2 separate regions of the Mus musculus genome follow, and region 1 is linked to region 2. The links are chromatin contacts, found by Hi-C or POLR2A ChIA-PET in ENCODE. All regions are on one chromosome and are shown on one strand. The core of a region is the stretch at or near the end of the contact, and the rest is flanking DNA. Distances in the headings are between cores, read along the strand shown.

Region 1 (5,296 bases), core at 1,870-4,369, 200 kb after region 2:
CAAAGGTTAGGAGCCACTGTCCTAATCCTGAAGTCATCTGGGGTGGAGCAGTTGTGCATCAAAGGATAGGCCACATCCCACATGCAAAAAAAAAAAAAAAAAAAAAAAAAAAAACCAAAAAAACCAAAAAACCCCCAAAAAACAAACAAACTATCTATGATGGGTAGTCACTACCCTGGAGCTAGAGAAATCTTATGGGTACCAGACTGTTCTCTTTAGGCAAGGAGAACTGATTTTGGTCCCCTTGCAGAACCAGAATTGAGATAATGATCACCTAAGCCACACTCTTTTCCCTGCCTCCAACTTAAAGCTGTACTTAACCTCTACTTAAAGGTAAAATTGCATATCACTACCAAAAGATAAACCTTGGGGGTTACCATAACGATTTATATATTCCCCTCCCCCGACATGCCACACTGACTTAATCTCCATTGCTTTTTCGGCATTACTTAAATTGGTGTATTGTGGCAGGTGATTCCCTGCTGGGCCTATAGGAACCAATGACTTTCTGTAAAACTCCAGTAACAATGGGAAGGTAAACTAAGTCCTAGCCCCAGCCTATTAGCTGTCCCGACCATTGTCCAGGGAGGCGGAGCCAGGGCAGAGATCAACTTTATCTGAACTAAAGAGATGGAACTGTAAGACAGAACAGCAGAGATGGAGGGAGAGAGACTTGAAAAGTGAGCTCCAGAGATCACAAAGTCCACCTGAGCAAGAGCAAGGGGAAGGAGCCAAATCCAGTCAGAGAAATGCCACTTATAAATGTGAAATGCCACTTACAAATGTCCAAGGACAAATGACCCAGAAAGAATCTGTACTCTCACCAGTCCAAGTGAGAAAAACCTTGGCATCGTTGACATATTCACAGGGGGTGCTGAGTAACTGGGAAGAAGTACGGTCAGGATAATTTATAAGTACAAAGAAAAACTTCCTCTCAGGTGTCTCTGGTTAAGAGGGAAACTATAGCAAAACCTATCTTGGAAGAGGTTTCTGTAACATGGATTTGAGATGACATCAGAAAGCAGGACTCAACAGTGTTCAAACTACTGCCCAGGACACGAGCTTGCATCACAAAGATTTGACAGTTAAATTATGCTCAGTGGCTCGACTTAGGTATCAGGAATTCATCTGGCTCTTGCTTTTTGGACACCTGGACGGTGCACTATCATACTGTTGGAAAAGCACTACTGCTACACAGCAAAGTAAAAAGTTGGTTCAACAGCACCTCTCAAGGATTTGTTCTTAAAATACGTTTATAAGCACCGGAACTTAAATACACTCGGTTGTCCCTTTTATTTTGTAGCTGTCCCTTTAGTCTTCTCATTGTGGCCTTTTTGATGGGCGAACGCTTCAACAGAGTTTAGCTGTAAGGACCAATTTAGTCAATTAGGACTCCCATGGCTCCAGCTGTATCTATGCACTATTTCCCTTGAGCAGGAATGGGGGCTCTCTGAGAAATGGCTGGTTCTGGGTGGCACCCGCCCCCACCACCTTAGTCTGAAACTTAGAATCTTTTAAAAGAAAACAATTATTTTTTTAGGTGCATACAAAAGAATAGGTTTCTTTATGACATTTTCATAAATATATGTGATTGGCCTTTGTCCACATTTTCTTGTTTATCATTGTCCTTATTTTTAGTCTTTTAGTCTCATTCTTGTGACTGCTATAAGCAGAATTTAGAATTGTATTGAAATTCAGTCCTATATACTATTAGATTAAGAATCCCCTAGATAGAGCTAAAGGATGGAACACGCCTTGAATCCCAGCACTCAGGAGTGAGAGGCAGGTGGATCTCCGAGTTTGAGGTCAGCCTGGTTTACAGAGTGAATTTCAGGACAGCCAGGGCTATAAAGAGACATCCTGACTCAAGAACACAAAAACAAACAAACCAGAAAGAAAGAAAGAAAGGAAGAAAGGAAGAAAGAAAGAAAGACAAAACAAGCAAGCAATAAAGACATTTTATATATATGGTGGAGGAATAAGATCTGATTTGCATGTTAGAAGTACCTGTCTGACACTATTGAGAACAGAGAGGTTGGCAGAGGAGTGATACTTGTTGTGTGCGTCTCTCTGTGTGCGTGGTGTGTATGTGTGTGTGTGTGTGGTGTGTGGCGCGTGTATCTGTGCAATGACGACTCCTGTTAGACGTGGAGGAGGGAGATTAATTTGAGACTTTGTCAGTGGAGCAAATAGGAACTGACTTGCTAGCAATAGGCTATGCAAGTAAGCCTCAAGTGTTGATTGATATGTGTGTGTGTGTGTGTGTGTGTGTGTGTGTGTGTGTGTGATCACTGGTCGTCATCAGTAGCGGAGTAAGCAGCTAAATTTTGTGAGACTGTGGATGTTTGCAGTTATGGTTATGGTGAGCTTAAAGTTATGGGGATGAGTGCGAAGGGTTATAACTCCTGGAGAAGGCCTCCCCCTCCCAGCCCCATTCTTTTACGAACTGATCATGGACTATATGTGGTTGGAAATGCCCTTTATAGGTGAGCATTCCGCCTTGCGTACCAGGGAACCTGGATTTTAGTCCTCTATGAGTAGCAAGTACTAGAGAAGCCCCTTTGTGGCTAGTCAGCGGCAACAAACACTGCATAGAAATTTCCTGATAGAAAGCGGCTCTCCAAGTGGGAAAGGCGTCACCTTACAAATACTTTCTAATCCTTGATGAGATACAGTTGATGTCAAAAAAACATTGTGCACTGAGTAGGATTGCAAAGCGGTGAGCAACATGTAATGGTGAATTCACTTAAGTAATCCTACTTTTTGCAGGGCTGGGAAACATTTTTTCAAAGTCGGCCTAGTTGACAAGCGCACACATCGAGCCTGTGCAGTGTTTGCGGAAGAAAAGCTAGAGAGCAGCAGGAGCCCACGTCAGCTTCTTCCCCTACCAGCCTCAGCTCTAGGGAGCGTCTCCCACGCCCAGCTCTGCAGGCGTCGCTCCGCCTCGCTCACTGCGCATGCTCAGCATCTGAAGGCTCTCTTCAACAAACCCTCAGACCACGCCCCTCGTCCTGGGTCAAGGCGGAGCTTCAAGCGCCCCTCCTGGTGATTGGATGTTGAGGTCTCGACCCCGCGCCTCCGCTTCGCCCCGCCCTCCACGCTGCTCGGATGCCTAGCTCCAGCCGAGGCGATCACTAGCTGGAGCGCACGTCAGCGCGCGCCTGAGCCCGGGGTGCAGGCCCCGCCCCTTCTCCCTGCTCCGCCCCGCCCCTCGGCCTCTCTCCCACTGCTCGGCCCCGGGGCTCTCAGCAGCAGTGCATCCGCGCTCCGCGGCCATGGAGATTCCTGGGAGTCTGTGCAAGAAAGTCAAGCTGAGCAATAACGCGCAGAACTGGGTGAGTGGTGGCCGCAGGCCGGAGCGCGGGGAGCGTGGGTGGCTGTGGGAACCGCGGGCTGCCCGTGCATCCTGCGGGAGCCGGGGGCGGGGACCCGGGCGGCGGCGGCCGGTGAAGGCGAGTCCAGGCCCGGAGCTGTCCCCTAGGCTGGCGAGGCGGAGGGCTGCGGCGGAGGCAGACGGAGGCGCCTCTGCACGTTCCGGGTGTGCTTGGCCCAGGTTTGGGTCGGTCTCCGAGTCTTTACGTTTCTGAGTTGCAGTGTACTGAGAGAATAACAATGTGGTCATTCATGGATCGGGACTGCAGGACTGAGGTTCTTTGTGTCTCTGTTTTAAATTGGAATGTCGGACACAGACATACTTTTAAAGACTCGATTTCTGGTGACAGTTAGGTGTGGGAAGATTAATAGTTTCTAACATTGAACAGCGAGTGCCAGTTGGCTTCATTGGCCAAGTGCTATGGCTTCAGAGGGTCGTTTACTTCTGTAGTTTATTCATTGGTGGTGGCAGCTAAGATGGTAAGCGCGAAGCTGGAGACCATCCAACTTTGGAGGCTGCAAAGGCCCTGCTTCAGCGTTAGATGGATTTTTTTTTTCTTTTATTCCGCAGGTAACAGGATCATGAAGTTTAATTTAATCTTGTAAATCATCACCTGCCCTTGGTGAGTCAGGAGAAAGTTAAAAAAAAAAACGCTGTTTCAGGCTAGTGTTCTTTTGAAGTCATTGATTTGCCACGTCTGCTGTCAGATTCAAGAATTCTCACTGTCTTCTTTCATCCTTTACCTTAACTTCTTAGAAGGTGAGAGGGATGTGAGATAAAAGGGAGATTAGGAGGTTGGAAGGGACAGACTCCTGGCGTGGGCTCCAGTCCCCCGCCTTGCTGTTTGTAAGTTGGGTGATCTTGAGGACAGTCACTCCACTCTGAATCTCAGGTGACTGGAGGGTGTAACAGTGTGTCCTTCTCAGGATTGTCTTTCTGAGTAGAGAAGATAACGAAGGTGAAAGAGCAACGAAACCATTGCTCTGAAACTCCGATTCAGCATCACTATTGTTGCTAACAGGATTTTACGGATAGGGAGGTAAGTTGACTAAATTGGAGTATTTCAAAGAAGTTTCAGTAATACTGTCTGTCTATAAGTCATTTATTTAAAGATCATTTTGTTATTTTTTGAGTCTGAGTGTTTTCCCTGTGTGTATGTGTATGCACCAGGTGCGCGCCTGATGTTCCAGAAGGGTGTGTAGGATCCCCTTCGGGCTGCAGTTACAGGTAGTTGTGAGCCACCATTGTGTGTGTTCTGGGGATCCTCTGTAAGAGCGAGTGCTGTCAACTGCTGAGCCAACTCTTCTGCTGCCCTAATTCATTTATGTATTACATTATTTGCTAATGTAGAGATCCATATTTGACAGCTATAAAAAACCATGGGGCTCAGGGCTTGCTTTGCAGTTGCCCATGGCAACTGATTGTTAAGGGCATATGTTTTTATGGGCCACAGTGAGTGGCCTAAGATAGGAGTTTTATTGCAGTTTAGAGGCAAGGTTAGTTTGGCCCCAGGGGTTTTTATGAGTTTATGGAGAACCTCATATTTCTGAGGTGGGTGGAGCCATTACATCCCTGAGCGGAGACATGTTTGACTACTGAAGGTAGTTTTTGTTGGGGAGCAGAGATAAAGATGGGGTGGAGCAGGGTTGTGTAATGTAAATGTTTGGCTAAAGAGTTAGGGTGATTTTTCTAGGAGATTTGGAATGGAGTTAGAATTTTTTAAATTTTTCTGAACTTTCCTTTTTTTCCAGTCTCTAAAAGAATGACCTCCTCTAACACACTTAACTCATCCGATGGGTGTGAGTGTAAAAAAAAAAATCTATGCACTATTATGTTAATGTTCTCATTCCATAAAACGGGCAATCCAGGAAGACTGGTTTGCAGAGGAAATGCAGGCACCGACTGTGCCATCGTGAGGATTAA
Region 2 (5,256 bases), core at 236-2,735:
GGTAGGAACAGGAGGGGTTCAAGGCCAGCCCTAGCTAGATGAGACCCTGCTTCAAAACAAAATAGAAAGAAAAAAAAAAATGTCTCCATAGCTACTGAACAAGAAAGTGTGCTTCTGTGTTTACAGCCAAACGAGATGTCTGGCTAACTCAACTCATGATGTCTGGCTTGGGGGCAGCTCCCAGAAGCAGGGTCCTCAATGGGCTTTGGGTCCTACCACTTCCTTAAGAAAGTGGTAGGACCCAAAGCTCACCAGCCCCACCCAGACGCAACAGACCCTGATGCGGGTTCAGCGGGAAGAAAGGCTCACCCACCACTCCTCATTCTGCCTTCATGTGTCATGGCTCCCACAGGTCTTAGACACAGAACATCTTCTGGTCCATCTGAACTCCTGGCCCCAGGTGAGTCACACTGTACCCACAGGATCCCTTAACATCTGACCTCCCCTCTGCCATCATGCACCTGTTCACAGTCCCACAAAGCGTCCCGGCTCGCTACTTACTCGGGCTTCTCTTTCCTACTAGTTCCGAGCTGAGAGGGTAGACTCCATGTTTTACAACGATGCAGTCGCTGGCCTCTAGCCAAGCACTCTACTGAGGACCTACGGCGGCCGCTGAAAGTACTGCCCATACACATGCAGACTGGAATCATCCTACATTTTGTTAAGACCCCGAAGAACCTGGAGTCGGTCACGTCTGCTTATTTGCATATCCGTCAGATAGAAGCTCCCAGAATTTCATGTGGCTACTTTGTATAATTACATGTCCCATTATAAATTCTACAAAAAAAATTTGTGATGTAGCCTGTGGTATGAAAAAGAAGTAAAAAAACGAAAGCTGCTTTCTTCTTATGTTAGGAGTCACGAGACAAATTCTCACGGTGTAGTGCTAATGTGGCTTTTCAACATCCGATTTGCAAAGTATGGAATTCTGGAGAGCCTCAGAAATGAAGTGGTTTAGTTACAATTTCTGTAATCAGGATTCTCATATCTTCCTATATGGTCCCACTTATCTGTGCCTTCCTTCCGTGCCTTTCTACCTAATTTAGCTGGGCCTCCCTGGAGGCCAGATGTCCCTTCCCCAGCGTACACAGAATAACAGCTGCTTGGCCGCTCTAGCACTTCCTGATTATTGGTGTCAACACCCACAGCCACTTCACCTGGCAGGTGCTATCTGTCCACATCTGAGGAGTGACAAGCTAACCTCAGATATCTATCACAGCGATAGAAGCTATCTGGATCCAGAGCCTATCTCTCCGCCACTAAGTTACGGTGTGACCTTCTGGGACCTTGGGCTATTTTAGTGATTAGGAGTGTGCGCTTTTCCCTCTCTAAAGGCAATGGATTTCATCTCCCGTGGGTCATTCTGTGAAGGAGGTGATTCACTGTACAGCTTTTCCCCACTCCGCTCTTCCTTCTCACGGTCAGGTCAGCACATCTGTGTTTGTCCTAAGCTTACATCCCTCAGGCACTGACAAGTGGCAGGCTAAGGTACCTGATACCCTGAGTGACTGTTCGCCCAGGTCCCCAGTGACTTAAAAGAAGGGCATTTCCTGGAAATGTGGGGGCTGGACATTTCATTGTAGTGAAGTATTCAGGGTGCGAGTCACGGCCGTTGCCTAGTAACCGGAAGGTTTGTGTTTGGCAGTGGAAAAGGCAGCTCAGCCCAGGTACAGCTGATTATTTACCCAGTGTGACCTTCTCCCCGGCTGCACACTGATTCTTGGATTAATGCTTAACCCAGACCCTTTCCCCCAACTTTCCTCACTGGTAGTGGGGGCTCCTTCGGCATTCCCTTTAGGTCGAGAGAATTCAAAGGGGGTATGGCATACGTACGCACGTAAGTACGTACGTACGGAGAATACACCCATTCCTCAGAGCAGAAGGAAAGGCGAGACTGGAACAGGAGACAGGATTCCTGCTCTTCCCGGGAGAGCGAGCGGAATTCTACAGAGTGAGGAAGTCCCCTTTTGGTCACGAATTTACCAGTGAATTTCTCTCTCATAACTCAGTAAACACAGCACACTCCCAAACGGTAGTGACTAATTAATCCTGACCTCATAGGCAAAAAAGCTTTTCCTTTTTGTTTTTGTTTTTTTTTTTTGTAAGAAGACTGAGTCACTTGGTGGAATCCGTCCCAGACCAGAAACAAGATTTCACTTTTTCCCCCTTATATCAAGAATTGTGGGATACAATGGTGAGCAGCTTTGGAACTAAGAGACTTCTCGCCCTCAAATACCATTTGGGTGGCACAGCTGGCTAAAGCCATTTTGTTAATTTTGTCTTGGGATTCGGGATGGAGGATGTAGTTGGGTTCCTGTAGAAGCTAGGGATGCTAGCAGGGAACACTGCACAGTGCTCACCTGGTCCACAAAACCCTGGATGAACAGGGATCTTCAGCCCCCACCCCCACCCCAAACGCTCCGAGCCTGAGTCCCATAAGGCTCCAACAGTGTTTGACTTTTCTTGTAGTTAAAAAAATACTCTTTGAACGTGGATACCATGACATATGATCATATCCATTCTTCCTCCTTTTTTGTTAGATTCTCCATTTCCTGGTTATTTAATATTCAAAAATTGCTATTTTTTTAACCTGAAAACATAGATACATGAATGGGCTTGGATGTTTTTGTTTGTTTTTCTATTTTTAAGTTTCTGTTTTGAGTATTCTGGGTTTTGTTTCATTTGAATGTCCTCAATTTCGGTGAATCTATTTAGACACATACAACAGAGTAAGATGTAAGCTTTGTGTCTGTGGAAAAGCCCTAGATCCTAAATTTATTTAGCATTTTTGGATGGAAGGATACAAAAGCAATTTAAAACCTTTTTCTTCTTGCCCCATAATTTTCATTCTAATACTGGGTTTTCAGTATTCCTTATATCCACAGGTCCTAATAATCACTCTAAGGGTAATATGGACTTGACTTATTTTTAACAGCTATACAAGTATAGACTTAAGTAGCAATTTTTAATTAAAATGTTAATTTCATAAATTCCCCCACCAACACCTCCTATGGCCCCCTCTCAAATTCATGGCCTCTTTTTAATTATTATTGTTACACACACACACACACACACACATATATGTTTATGAATAAATATATAAATACAGACTTGTTTAGAATTGATTGTATGCATGTTTTTAGATCTGATCACCTTAAGCATCATATTAAACCTTTATCATCTTCAAAACAGTGTTCTTTCAAAAGACATATTAAAACAATAGATTATTTAAGAAAAGAGTACTCTTATGATCCCAAACTGATTGCATTTAAACTTGTTAGCAAGATATAAAGGGTATGAATTATTCCCTAAATATTTTAAAGTTCTTAATCTTGTCTAAAGCAAATTTTCTTTGAATAGAGTTAACAGTTGACAGGTGGACTCCTTGTGGCCCTAAAGAAAAAAGTGTTTAGGTCCATGTGTATTGCTGGGACTTGAAAGCTCAGGACTTTAGTTTCTCTGAGTTTGGACTTTAAGAGATGAATTTGCCTGCAGACACCTAATTTAAACTCATGAATGTGTTGGTACCTGCTTCATAAAGACTTTAAAAGAATTTCCTTTCTATGATTGGCTGGGGACTCCTCCTCGTCACATGTGCACAGAGCCCTGTCTATGACAGTGAACCATTTGTTGCCTGTATACCTCGAGATCCAAATGAGCACAGACTGTCTTGCTTTGAAACAGTATTTAACCTTCACTTAGGCATCTTTCCATTGTGGCCAGGTGAACCAGATAGCCTTTACCCCCTGTTTCACAGAGCCTGCAGAAGAACTGAGAAAAATATACAATTCCCTATCACACAGGGAGATAAACGTCTGGGTAATCAAAAAGTTGAGGGCTATAGCAACACAGAGCCAAGGACACGACCTTGTTCAGAAAGTTCAGGGAAGGCTTCCTGGAAGAAAGGCTTTTTCAACTCAGATCTGAAGGATGAAGAGGAATTATGCTGTTGAGTGAGGGATGGTCTGAAACGGAAGGGATAGTGTGTGCACAGGGGGAGTTATATGTTTGCAAACAGTAGGCAAGTCAACTTGGCTGTAATGAGTAAGTCTGGATCGTAGGGAACCCAGAAGAAAAGACATTTGAATTTTAACCAAAGAATAATGGGTTCTGGGGGTAACATTCTCCATTTTGTGTTTTACAGAACTCCCAAATATGATTCTGGACATGGCCATTAGATCATTGTTACATTAAAGAATAAAGAAACACATGAGTCTACGTCTAACCAGTTTCCTGCAGTACCTGTGAGATATTAACACGTGTATGGCTCAGGAAAGACTGTTGGCTAATGGTTCAGCTGGTAAGCAAGGAAGACTTGAACTCAAACCCTATCCTGTCATAGTCTAGCAAGTCACTTAATACTGGGGACAGTCACCTTGAGGTCAGAAGTGGAACCAAGAGTAGAGTGGCTACCCAATAAGTCTGTTGTGAAAACCATGAGGTAACATGTGTAAAACCCTGGAAGTGGTGGCCGCCACAGTGTCACTCACTGCTAACTGCTATGATTAATCTTCACTGACTACATTCCGAATCACACTGGGTACAAGATTCTGAGTGTGTCTATGGTGACATCTCCAGAATGGAAGAGGGAAGGCCGACTCTGAAGACCCACAATATGAACTGGGGTCCTCAAACTGAATAAAAAGGAGAAAGTGTTGGGCATCAGTAATTCTCATTCTCTCTCATTCGTCTCCCTCCCCCATCCTCCATCGTGCTCCTGTGCCTTCCCTGCTATAATGGGATGTCTCCCCATCAACTAAAATAAACCCTTTTGTTAGTGAGCTTCTTGCCCGGCGTTTGATCTCAGCAATAAGAAACGTAGCCAACAACCTGCAAAACCAAGCTAGCGGATGGCTGAGCATCCAAAACCGTTGCTCTTGACTACTGAAAACATAACCTCCTCATCTGACCTTTACCAAAAGACTGAGAGATGACAAAACATGGAAATTCTTAGGGTCATGAATGTAGCTTAGTGGTAGAGTAACAGGTAGCATGTATGAGACCAGAGGATCAATCCTCAACATAAATTAAAACAACAACAACAACAACATGAAAGGGTAAGATAGCATCTCTGTTGTTTTTAACCTTTATTTTCACTCTATGTGTATGGGTAGTCTACGTGCATGTATGTCTGTGCACCAGGTGCATGCAGTATCTGTGGTCTGTGGAGGCCAGAGAGGATATGGATAGAACTGGAATTATAGATAGTAGTAAGTCACTATGTGGTTGCTGGGAATCACACCTGAGTCTTCTGGA

What was found. A loop is a pair of places that touch in the nucleus more often than their neighbours do. ChIA-PET counts read pairs that join two places held with the same protein, here RNA polymerase II (POLR2A).
Region 1: POLR2A ChIA-PET joins it to region 2 with 54 read pairs in Patski. The contact joins the promoter of Papss1 here to the enhancer-like site in region 2. A Hi-C loop is called at or near these places in 1 of 37 maps with a recorded cell type or tissue (T-helper 17 cell). POLR2A ChIA-PET finds 5 or more read pairs at or near these places in 2 of 5 experiments (Patski and embryonic stem cell).

Annotation. Positions count from the first base shown.
Region 1 is chr3:131,561,649-131,566,944 of GRCm38, forward strand. Papss1 (3'-phosphoadenosine 5'-phosphosulfate synthase 1) reads left to right here and starts at 3,120. Exons shown (of 12, transcript NM_011863.2): 1 at 3,120-3,335. The coding sequence starts at 3,276.
Region 2 is chr3:131,363,231-131,368,486 of GRCm38, forward strand. The region is part of intron 1 of Sgms2 (sphingomyelin synthase 2); the gene reads right to left. Among named protein-coding and RNA genes, the nearest start is that of Cyp2u1, 63 kb to the left of the region's middle. Within about 2 kb of position 1,486, at least 1 of the 3 ENCODE cell types and tissues checked has a DNase peak (open chromatin) inside an H3K27ac peak, as active enhancers do.